Linked DNA regions of Homo sapiens: regions 1 and 2 are each linked to region 3. Evidence: chromatin contacts called from ENCODE Hi-C or POLR2A ChIA-PET data. All regions are on one chromosome and are shown on one strand. The core of a region is the stretch at or near the end of the contact, and the rest is flanking DNA. Distances in the headings are between cores, read along the strand shown. Region 1 holds the start of ME2 (malic enzyme 2). Region 2 holds the start of SKA1 (spindle and kinetochore associated complex subunit 1). Region 3 holds the start of SMAD7 (SMAD family member 7).

Evidence for each region. Hi-C counts contacts between places; a loop is a spot of excess contacts on that map. ChIA-PET counts read pairs that join two places held with the same protein, here RNA polymerase II (POLR2A). Pooled maps may share reads with other maps.
Region 1: a pooled map shows a loop between it and region 3 (11-fold over the local background). The contact joins the promoter of ME2 here to the promoter of SMAD7 in region 3. A Hi-C loop is called at or near these places in 1 of 168 maps with a recorded cell type or tissue (CD4-positive, alpha-beta T cell), 1 of 37 single-sample maps with no recorded cell type and 8 of 50 pooled maps.
Region 2: a map of CD8-positive, alpha-beta T cell shows a loop between it and region 3 (6-fold over the local background). The contact joins the promoter of SKA1 here to the promoter of SMAD7 in region 3. A Hi-C loop is called at or near these places in 1 of 168 maps with a recorded cell type or tissue (CD8-positive, alpha-beta T cell), 1 of 37 single-sample maps with no recorded cell type and 5 of 50 pooled maps. POLR2A ChIA-PET finds 5 or more read pairs at or near these places in 1 of 52 experiments (WTC11).

The regions. Positions count from the first base shown.
Region 1 is chr18:50,877,523-50,881,350 of GRCh38, reverse strand. It overlaps ME2 (malic enzyme 2), which reads right to left and starts at 2,233. Exons shown (of 16, transcript NM_002396.5): 1 at 2,043-2,233. RefSeq lists a silencer at 1,845-2,404 and an enhancer at 1,943-2,444.
Region 2 is chr18:50,373,577-50,377,162 of GRCh38, reverse strand. SKA1 (spindle and kinetochore associated complex subunit 1) reads right to left here and starts at 2,117. Exons shown (of 7, transcript NM_145060.4): 1 at 1,969-2,117; 2 at 1,245-1,343. The coding sequence starts at 1,332. It overlaps LOC105372114 (a long non-coding RNA gene), which reads left to right and starts at 2,285. Exons shown (of 3, transcript XR_935466.3): 1 at 2,285-2,568. RefSeq lists a silencer at 3,330-3,586.
Region 3 is chr18:48,948,517-48,952,452 of GRCh38, reverse strand. SMAD7 (SMAD family member 7) reads left to right here and starts at 1,488. Exons shown (of 4, transcript NM_005904.4): 1 at 1,488-2,641. The coding sequence starts at 2,029. RefSeq lists silencers at 315-1,014, 2,231-2,550, 3,591-3,790 and an enhancer at 3,657-3,936.

The DNA of each region.
Region 1 (3,828 bases), core at 984-3,483, 1.9 Mb before region 3:
AAATACGGCTAGTTCACCGGGCATGGTGGCTCACTCCTGTAATCCCAGCACTTTGGGAGGCCGAAGGAGGTGGAGCACTTGAGGTCAGCAGTTCGAGACCAGCCTGAAAAACATGGTGAAACCCTGTCTCTACTCAAAATACACACACACACAAATTAGCCGGGCATGGTGGTGCATGCCTGTAGTCCCAGCTACTCAGAAGGCTGAGGCAGAAGAAGCGCTTGAACGCGGAAGGCAGAAGTTGCAGTGAGTGGAGATCGCAACACTGCACTCCAGCCTGGGCAACAAGAGCAAAACTCCGTCTTAAAGAGAATAAAATATGTCTAGTTTGTCTGAAATTCACCAAAATCAATTAGAGTTTTTAACTTAATATACAGATTATACATACATAGCTGTAAGTTTTTAATTTTACAAAAGAAGTTCCCAAATGGTAAATGGGTTTTTTCCTTTATGAATATTTTGTTTTCATAAATATATTAAAAGACAAAAACATATAAACACCCTCTAAGGGTGTCACCCATAAGCAGTTCTCAGAAATAGCTACTAAGCATAAATATATTATTCTCAAGAGAATATTTCTACAGAAGCATAGCCCAACATTTCCTATTAATGCATGATAAAAGTCATATTAGGAGCTAGGCGCGGTCGCTAACGCCTGTAATCCCAGCACTTTGGAAGGTCAAGGTGGGTAGATCACTTGAGGTCAGGAGTTCGAGACCAGCCTGGCCAATACGGCGAAGCCCCCGTCTCTATTAAAATTACAAAAATTAGCTGCCCTCAGGTGATCCACCCACGTCGGCCTCCCAGAAGTGCTGGAATTACATGCGTGAGCCACCGCGAACGGCCTATATGTATGTTTTTAAAAACAACTGTTTCTCTCATCTAATTTACAGAGTATTTGTAAATTGAAAATCAAAATTATGGGTACAACATCGCAATTAGCTTAACAACATGAGCAATGCTTAAGGAGTATACACGTTTAAGGGAGTGGGGGTGGAGGATGCAGCTATGAAGTTAGACCACTTGAGTTTGAATCTAGGCTTTGTCACGTTAAAACTGTGGTCTTAGGCAAGTTACTTAACCTACCTAAACCTTAGTTTCCTGGTTTGTAAAGTGGAGGCAGTAACAGTATCAACCTCAAAGGGTTATTTTGAGATAATCCGTGTAGAAACTAGCGCTCTGCCTGTCACTAGCAATTAATACATGCTACTATTGTTATCGTTATCAACTGCAACACTAACAGAAATAGCAATGCTATTAACCTCTTTGCTTAGAGGTGATAGCCACAAGCATCAGGAAGGTAAATCCACAGACAGAAGATGATAAAACGTTTTGTAAGAAAGCACGTGTTAATTTGATCACGCTTCTCACCACAAGCAACGTAAATTTTCTAGAATTATCTCTGGAACCAAAAAAGAAAGTCGAAACCTAGGACCACCTAGGTAACACCACATGCAGAGATAGTTATCGCCAGCGTGAAAGAAACACCTGCCAATCCCGGTCCACAGATGGCATTTAATAATAGACGGAATCGGTCCAATCTCAGAACTCTCCAGCCCGCAGCAAGTCTTTTTTTAAAGGGAGGAGCCACACACACAGCCTAACTCCTGCCGTTAACTCGGCCCGACTGAATAAAGGAGATAGGCTTGCCAAAGGGTTTCCAGCCACAGAAGTCCTTTTGTGGAGGGGTGCAGAAAGAGCGAGAAAGAGATGCTGGCGTTTGGAGGCCCAGGGCCTCGCTCCCGGGCGAGAGCGGGGCGCCCAGGCACCAGCCGGCGGAGGAACCTGGAAATCGCGCGCCGGGTAGAGCCGCGGCCGCTGGAACCTGGGTCGCCGCGATGTAGCCGGTCCCTCGCCCTCAGCCCGGACTCCGCAGACCGCTTCCCTTCCCCCAGCCCCCACCGCCAGGCCGGGAACGGCGGGGGCCGCACGCGCGGAGGCCGGAGGCGCGGCAGCGCTGGGCTCTCGGGGCCGGGCCAGGGGAGGCCGGCGCCCGCTCCTCTCCCGGACCCCCGCCCGGGCCCCACCGCGCCGGGCCTTACCAGAGGTCTCGCGCCGCGACAGGTGGTACACCCGGCGGAGAGGCCGCGCCCTGCCGCCCGCCCTGGCGATGCTCAGCTCCCGCGCCGCCCGGCCCTCCCCTTCTGCGAGCCTCCCGGAGCCGCCGTCAGCTCAGGCTCACACTGGCGCGGGCGGCCCCACACGCAGAGGCGGCCCGAAGAGCGGCCGAGAGAGGGGAGGGCGCGAGGAGCCGGCCAGCCGCGGGGCCCGGAAGGCGTGGCCCACGGTGGAGACGGACGGGCTCGCGGGCCAATTGGAGGCAGGAACCGGCCGGAGGGGCGGGCTCCGTCTGGAGGCTTAGCTGCCGGCGCTGGGGTTCCTGTCCTCCGCGCCTTCCTCAACCCAGCTCCTGGAGGTTACGGTTCTGAGGCGGGGCGGGCGGCCTCGTGGACGCGATGCTGAGGATGTGAGAAGTGCAGTGCGGAGGAGGAGGTGGAGCTCCGCCGCTCCATGAAGGAAGCCGGGGCTGGCCGACCGCGCCCCCCAGCACTCCTGGCCCGGGGGTCCCAGTCTCCGAACCCGCGGAGGCCAGGGAAGCTGGGAGTTGGGGTCTGTCCTGCCTGAGCCACAGAGGAAGGGGGAGAACGGGAGGGCAGGAGACGGCAAAGGAAGGAAGAAGAGGACCCAGGAAATGCGAGGCTTCCGCACTTCAGCGACGCTTTCACTTTCCGAGCTGTTTTGTGTGCTTAGGACTTGCTCTTCTGCAGAATTCTTTGCCACTCCTCATGGCTGCTGGCAAGGTTATTGGCCTGCGGTGAATTTACCAATCACCTCCACTGTCACAGTCACCATAAATAGATGCTCAATGTTCTGCCTCAGAAAAGCACCGGAACACTTAATTGTCTTGTCCTTGAAAGCCGCAGGGACCGTGCCTTCCAACATCCCTACCCCCGCCCTCCCAACGGTTGTGACATGGGAGGATATTTCTTCACCCTTATTTCAGAAAATGTTATCACCCAAAACTCTTTACTATAATGAGCTTGTGTACTCTTAAAACAAGGCATGGTAATGACAATTTCAAAAATAAGATGTAAAATATAAAAAAAGAGGCAAGGCAGAATAAAATTAAAAGTGATGGAAATGTAGGATTGAGAAGATGGAGTGGAAGTAGGGAAGAGTGAATTGCTCCCTCCTAAACTCTGACAATTAAATAAAATCTGGGGCAATCGCCCCTCTCTGAACATTGAAGGGTGGGGCCTGTGAGGAGGAAACTCCAGTTAGGTGATAATCCATAGGTGTGGTTGCTATAATAACCACCGCAGGCAAGGAGAGGTTATAAATATGAATGACCTAAAGTAACTCTGCTTGCCAGGAACTTACAAGATGCAGCAGGTTGGATGAAGGAAACTAAACATTACCAGTGTCTTTCTACATAAATGCTTCATTAGTAGAGGTGAAATTCTTTTGTCTTTGAAAGACAGTTGTGGGGGTGTTGGGGGGTAGATGGGGAATGGGGAGATGTTGGTCAAAGGGTAAAAAGTTTCAGGAGTAAGTTTTAGAAATATCGCACAGCATGGTGACTATAGTTCATAATGTATATTTCGCAATGGCTGAAAGAGTAGATTTAAAATATTCTCACCAAAAAGAAATAAGCATGTAAGGTGATGGATATATTAGCCTAATTTGATCATTCCACAATGTATTGAAACATTACATTGTATCCCATTGCATTAAAGTATATACATTTTTTTTCTTTCGAGATGGAGTCTTGCTCTGTCGCCCAGGCTGGAGTGCGGTGGCGTGATCTTGACTCACCGAAACCTCCGC
Region 2 (3,586 bases), core at 868-3,367, 1.4 Mb before region 3:
ATACAATTATGTATAGTACATAATAATTGATAATAAATGGTTACTAGTTTATGTTATTTACTATACAATACTTTGTATTGTTATTTTAGAGTGTACTCCTTCTACCTATTAAAAAAAAAAAGTTAACTGTAAAACAGCCTCAGGCAGATCCCTCAGGAGATATTCCAGAAGGCATTGTTATCACAGATGACTGCTCCATGTGTGGTACTGCCCCGATGACCTTCTAGTGGAACAAGATGTGAATGTGGAAGACAGATGTTGATGATCCTGACCCTGCATAGGCCTAGGCTAATGTGTGTGTGTGTGTGTATTCGTTTTTGACAAAAAAATTTTAAAAAGTTAAAAAAAAATAGAAAAAAAGCTCATAAAGATATAAAAATATTTTTGTACACCTGTACAATGTATTTGTTTTAAGCTATTAGAAAAGAATAAAAAAGCTAAGCCAAACTAAGAAGTTTATTAAGTAAAAAAGTTATAGTAAGCTAAGGTTAATGTATTATTGAAGAAAGTTTTTCATTTTTTATAAATTTAGTGTAGCATAAGTGTATAGTACTTATAAAGCCTACAGTAGTATACAGTGATGTCCTAGGCCCTCACAGTCACTGTCTCACCCACAGCAACTTCCAGTTCTGCAAGCTCCATCAATGGTAAGTGGCCTATACAGGTGTTCCATTTTTAATCTTTTACTGTATCTTTTCTATGTTTAGATACACAAATACTCACCATTGTGTTACACTTGCCTAAGGTATTCAGTACAGTCACATGCTATACGGGTTTGTTGCCTAGGAGCAATAGGCTATATAGCCTAGATATGTAGTAGGCTATACCATCTAGGTTTGTGTACATTTACGTACATTCTATGATGTGATGTTTGCACAACGACAAAATCATGTAACGCTTTTGTCAGAACACATCTCCATCATTAAGGAACGCATGACTGTATCTCTATTTAGCTGTAGAACCATGGATGCCACATAACCTTCAAATCTCACCATTGGCCTATGTGTCTCAGAAAAACATAAGTAAATAATTCTAATGAATATTCAGTTCATTGTTCAATGTACCTTACATTTTTAGTATCCTCCACAATATTCAAAATGACATTGGACTATTTAAAAAATCGTTATGCAAAAATCTAAAATTACCTAAGATGCAGTCACTTAACCAAGCAAAGATATCATTCAGAGTGGAATAATCAAAATGCATTTTGTATATACAAAGTCAGTGGAATCTGTTTTACTTACCACAGTTTCTTAATGATAAGGTTTTCTTAATATTGCCAATCTTTTCATTAACATGAGAGCATAATTGTTCCAGATCTGACGAGGCCATCCTTTAAGCCTCTGAAGAAAAAAACATAAACATATTCGTAACAAGAAAAGCCACACAAATTTCTGTTCACTTTCGAAATCCAAGAATGGTCAATGTCAAGTAAATCACATGTCTTTGAAGGTTAAGCACAAAAATTCAAGAGCAATTTCTTTCATTTCTACAACATTCAGTTTCTAACCACGGTACCGTACTGACTTGTCTTAGAGCCTTAGGCCATCGATGGATCCCAAACCAGGGGAAAGAGGATAAGCCTGGGTCCTTTCCTTAAGGATTCAGGAGGACAAACGCACTATTTGTATATAAAGACAACATTGGTATTTTCTTTAAACACGCAAAATAAGGACACATTTTTTAAAAATGTGTTACACTGTCAAAGAAATGGGCCCAGGTAATCATTTTTCCTGTGCTGTGAGGGGTTGGGGCTTTACAGTTTGGGATCGGTAAGGAGGCCGAGAAATGGGAAAGAACCAGTTTCCCACCCACTCCGCCGGTGAGAGAGAAGGGGAGGGTCTAAAGCATCCAACCCAGCCTCCAGCCCCGTCCTCCCCCAAGCCCGGCGCGGTCCGCGGCCCCCAGCTGCCAAGCAGCTACCTCGGGCGCTTCCAAAGGCAGGGTCCCCAACACACAGACTCCAACCTCAAGTCCGTCCGGGAGCAAAAGGCTACTCGCCGCTGGGTCTCCAGCTGCGGATACCGCAGTCTCCGTTGGAAGCCCAGGATGGTGAGACGGGACTCTGTAAGCAAAATTCAAACCGCCCGCCGCGCCCTAGCGCAGCGCAGGCGCACATCCATGCTTCCGAAGCGCAGGCTCAGCCGCTGTTCCCGGTTTGCGTCATCCGGGGCCACAGCTGGGCGGGAAGGAGGGGTGGCCGAGCCGGGGAAAGGCGGGGCGACGGCGAAGGCGGGGCTTCCGGACGAAAGGGTAACCCGGAGGTGCTCTTTCCGCGCTAACCAGTCTGGGGAGATTTCAGCAGGTCATGCAGTCTTGACCGCAGCCCAGCCAGGGACCTGGCGTCACCAAGTCCTGGTCTTTGACATTTGCTGCACCTTAGAGTCACCAGGGGCAGCTATTACAAGTCTCAGTGCCTAGAGTACACCCCAAGTCGGTGAAATCAGACACTGGGGAAATGAGGCACAAGCCTTAGTATTTATAAAAACACCCCAGAAAATTCCAAAGAGCAGCTAAGTTTGTGTGGAAGAAACAGTGACCCTGTCTTCTGGGTCTTAGACAGCCTCTGTAAGTGTTCCCGGGCCAAACCAGGGGTTGGGCTGCTTATTCTCATGATGAACTGGGAAAGAAGAGTTTATTTCGGTAACCGGGTACAGGGAAAAGGCCTGGAAAATATCGCCAAATCGATTCAAAATTACAAAGTTTTCCAGAGCTTATATACCTTCTAAACTATCTGTCTACATGTAAGTGTGCATGTGTGTAAAGACGTAAATGATTAACTGTTTCTAATCTATAACTAAGATCAGTCCTAAGGAAGGTCTTTATTTAAGTAAATTTACTTAATCTAGATGGCTGCAGGTGCCAGAGGTGATTACCCTTATCTTGTCTCCTGCTAAATCATGAAGGTTTGGGCAGTTCCTTCAGACCCCCGATAAACTTGTTTGTGGAGGTCTGGGGGAGTTTCTTCAGACCCCCAATAAAAACTTGTTTAATCTTGAACAGGTCCTGTTAAGAATTCCTTCTTTATTTTCTCATGCTTCAAGGACCAGGAAAGGCCTGGGCAAAACTCTTGGTGGGCTTTTGTTACATACCAGCCTTTCTATAAAGACACTGGCTCTTTCAGCTTTTAATATTTAACTTAACTAGTGCTGAAACAGTGGTTACGGAGGCCTGTCTGTTCAGCTGTTAGTGAGACCTGGCCTGCCACTTAAGAGCAAATATAAATTTAAAATAAGAAAAACAAAAGTTTAATTCTCCCTGTTGAAAAGGAGGGAAAAGCACCCAAGGCTGGAGTGGTGGCACCGCCAGGTTCTGTCCATCCCTTGGCTCCACTGCGCTATTATTATGCACTTGGACCTTCAGGCTGCCAGCCCCTGTCCTCAGGTCTTTCTCCCAGGCAGCAGAAACGAGCAAGAGGCATGTGTAATAGGCTTAACTGCCAACAGAACCAGCACTTTGAGAGCGTTGTGCTGGAAGCCACACCCAGTGGCTTCCATCTGCTTCTCACTGGTCACTCCCATCTGCGAAGGAGACTGAAAAAAATCTTTTGTAAAAAATGTAATCTGGACAGTTACTTTCACTCATG
Region 3 (3,936 bases), core at 239-2,738:
CGGTGCTCCCTGCTTTTCCAATTTCTCCATGGCTCCGGCCGGGGCTCAATCCATTCTGGGAGCTTCTCTGCCCCCCACCTATCTCTCTCCCCTCCATCGGTACCCCCTCTACAGACCCGGGAGGGGGTGGCGGTGGCGGGGGGTTGGGGGGAGAAATAGCTTTTAGAAACCCGATCTGTTGTTTGCGAAACACAATCGCTTTTTTTTTTTTTTTAAAGCGACAGGGTGTCTAGACGGCCACGTGACGAGGCCGGAGCCGGGCGCGCCACTGCGCAGTGGAACCAGCCGAGCAGAGGGCCGGAGGGGGGGTGCGGGGGGGCGGGGAGGAGGCGGCGCGGCTGCGGCGGCTGGGGGCGGGGGAGGGAAGGGGGAGGAAGGGGGAGGGAAGGGGGCGGGGGCGGGAGGCCTTGCGGGAGGCGGTGAGCCCCGGGCACACTCGCTTGCTGCTCGGCGCACGGAAGATCCTGTCCCCGAGCCGCGCCAGCCGAGCCAGCCGGGCGCCGTGCTCGGTCCGCTCGCCGCGCGGGAGAGAGCTGCCCGAGACAGAGCCAGTCCGTCGGCGCCGAGCCGCCGAGCGCCCGGCCCCTGAGCCCCTGAGTGCGGCGCGGCGAGCCCCTGGCGGCGGCAGAAGGACCGGAGCGCCAGGAGAGGGCGGACCGGGGACAAGGAGGCTCCCGGGCGCGACGAGGAGAGTCTCGGAGGAGGAGGCGCCGAGAGGACACCGGGGCCTCCTGCCGCCGCAGCTGGGTCGAGGCGAGCAGCCCATGCGGGGAGCCTCGGCGGCCAGCCGCGGCCAGGGGAAGGGACATCGGCGGCCCCTGCACTAGCAAGCAGCTTGTGCCCGGGGGGGGCGAGAACGCGCGACCCGTCTGGGGCCCTCCGCCGCCGCCGCGCCACCCTCCCCCGCGCTGTCAGCCCCGCCGGGCTCAGCCGCCGCCGCAGCATCTTCTGCCCCTGCGCCCGCGCCAGCCTCGAGGAAGTCCCCGCCGAGGACCTGGGCCCCCAGGAGCGCAGGGGGAAAGACCAGAGACTCCCCTAAACCACCCAGATGCGCAGGATTGAAGCGGTCTAGCCAAAGCTTTCTGTGGATTAAAAAAATACACGATTTTTTTTTTTTTTTTTGGCAGAAGAAAAGGAGAGGAAGACCAGCGGGGCTTTGCAAGGAAACGGGGGGATGTAACTCGTGGATACATTTTTCCACCCATCAAACATCTTGTTATACTTTGTAAACATTTTCTTTTTTTAAACCCCAGTTCCAGCCGGACGCCCCCAGACCTCTGAGGTTCGAGGAGGTGGTGGTTTTCATTTGGGGCTTTGCATATTTGGTTGTTAGGTTTTGCGAGAGCCTTCTTATTTTGCCAGACGTCTCATGCGGGGTGAAGTCCACTCGGCCCCCTCCCCTGAGTCTTCGTGTGCGCGGAATTCGAGGAGATCCGGTTACTAAGGATATAGAGGAAAAAAATAAATCGCTTGCTTTTTTTTTTTTAATTGCCTGCTTCTCCCCACCCCCAAATTAAGTTGCTTAGCAAGGGGGAAAGAGGCTTTTTCCTTCTTCCAACAGCCCAGCCGAACGCCTTTCGTTTTTTGCCCCCGCGGACCTTCCATGTAGGAAGCCGAGGCTGGCGAGCCCGACATTCGGGAGCCACTGCGGGGGGGCCTCTTTTTGGGGAGGCGCCGACGGGGGCAGGCTCGGCCGTCCCCAGGGAAGCGGCGGCCGGGTTCCTCCGGGGCGCGCCGGGGCCGGAGAGCCGCGCAGGGCGCGGGCCGCGCGGGGTGGGGCAGCCGGAGCGCAGGCCCCCGATCCCCGGCGGGCGCCCCCGGGCCCCCGCGCGCGCCCCGGCCTCCGGGAGACTGGCGCATGCCACGGAGCGCCCCTCGGGCCGCCGCCGCTCCTGCCCGGGCCCCTGCTGCTGCTGCTGTCGCCTGCGCCTGCTGCCCCAACTCGGCGCCCGACTTCTTCATGGTGTGCGGAGGTCATGTTCGCTCCTTAGCAGGCAAACGACTTTTCTCCTCGCCTCCTCGCCCCGCATGTTCAGGACCAAACGATCTGCGCTCGTCCGGCGTCTCTGGAGGAGCCGTGCGCCCGGCGGCGAGGACGAGGAGGAGGGCGCAGGGGGAGGTGGAGGAGGAGGCGAGCTGCGGGGAGAAGGGGCGACGGACAGCCGAGCGCATGGGGCCGGTGGCGGCGGCCCGGGCAGGGCTGGATGCTGCCTGGGCAAGGCGGTGCGAGGTGCCAAAGGTCACCACCATCCCCACCCGCCAGCCGCGGGCGCCGGCGCGGCCGGGGGCGCCGAGGCGGATCTGAAGGCGCTCACGCACTCGGTGCTCAAGAAACTGAAGGAGCGGCAGCTGGAGCTGCTGCTCCAGGCCGTGGAGTCCCGCGGCGGGACGCGCACCGCGTGCCTCCTGCTGCCCGGCCGCCTGGACTGCAGGCTGGGCCCGGGGGCGCCCGCCGGCGCGCAGCCTGCGCAGCCGCCCTCGTCCTACTCGCTCCCCCTCCTGCTGTGCAAAGTGTTCAGGTGGCCGGATCTCAGGCATTCCTCGGAAGTCAAGAGGCTGTGTTGCTGTGAATCTTACGGGAAGATCAACCCCGAGCTGGTGTGCTGCAACCCCCATCACCTTAGCCGACTCTGCGAACTAGGTGAGAAGTTGTCCCCCTACCCCCAACATTTTCCGGAGCGCCAGTGCTGGAAGAAAAGCCCCTAGGGCAGTGCGTTTGTGCAGCCATCCCTCCAGGGGGAGTGTGCATACCCTCCTGGGAGAGTGTGCATACCCTCCTGGGAGAGTGTGCATACCCTCCTGGGAAGAGACTGGGGGCTGAAAGTAGAGAAGGGACAAGGGGAAACTCAAAGGGCATTCCCTGGGGGTTCCCTTCCAGGTTTTCTCCTGTGTTGCCCCGAAGGGGTCTACGGGCACTGCTCCTGCAGTCTGCGGTTAAAAATTAGACGCCTTCATTTCCGGATCAACAAGGGGGTGCAGAGGGAGGTGGGGGGGTCACGCCTCCCCGCACCCGGAAAGACGTTGAGGTGTGTGGCCGAGTTGGATTTGGTCCAGGCCCGCCAAGGAAGGCTGGGAGAGGCGTGCTATAAAGGCTGGAAGGTCTCCGTATTTACTCCTTTAGTAAATACGGAGAATCACGTCGAACACCAGTGGCCCAGATACTGTCGTGGCCGCGCACCTTTGGAGTTTTGGGGCAAAGAGAGTTGGATGGAAGGCCGAACTGGGTATCTGTCTCCTTTCAACTCTGCCAGCCCCAGGGTGCAGAGGAACAAACAGGCAGGAGAAGTTGGGTGTCCCCTACTTTTTCCTTCCTTCCGCACAGATAAGTCTGTAGATTAGTGGGGCCCCGGCGCCTCAGTGACGTTGTCGCCTCTTACTGCGCTGGGGCCTGGGCTTCTCGGCTGAGACCCTGAAACTCCTTTCCTTTTATCCTCTCAGCTTTCTCCATTCCTTCCTTTACTCTACGTCTCTGTACACAGAGTGTGATGTGAGGGTTCACCCCGGGCGCCCGCAGATCCCCCACGTTCCCCAGCACGCTTGGGATGCATCTCCCGAGTGCGCTAGGAATGGGCAGCCCCGTGTCCCCCGCGCGAGTGCCGAGCGGACCGGCGGGGGCAGAGGTGAATTGCACGCCTGGGGGGCGGGCCGGGGCGGGGAGCCGAGGTTGCTGGGAGCTGGGTCTGGAGTCCGAGGACGGGGAGGGGGCATGGTCGCCCCCCGCCCTGTGAACTGTGAAGTGCGCGGCTCCGGCCGAGCCGGTGGTTTCCAGCCGGGCCAGCCGAGCGCGGCGGCTGCGGCCGCAGACGTGGAGGAGCGGAGCGCCGAGGCTGGCGCCAGGCGGCCTCTTTTGTTTATCTGACAGCTAAATATCAAGGCAATCACCGCCTCGCGGCCCTGCCTCCAACCCCCACAGCTAAGACAAACAGTTGGGCTAAA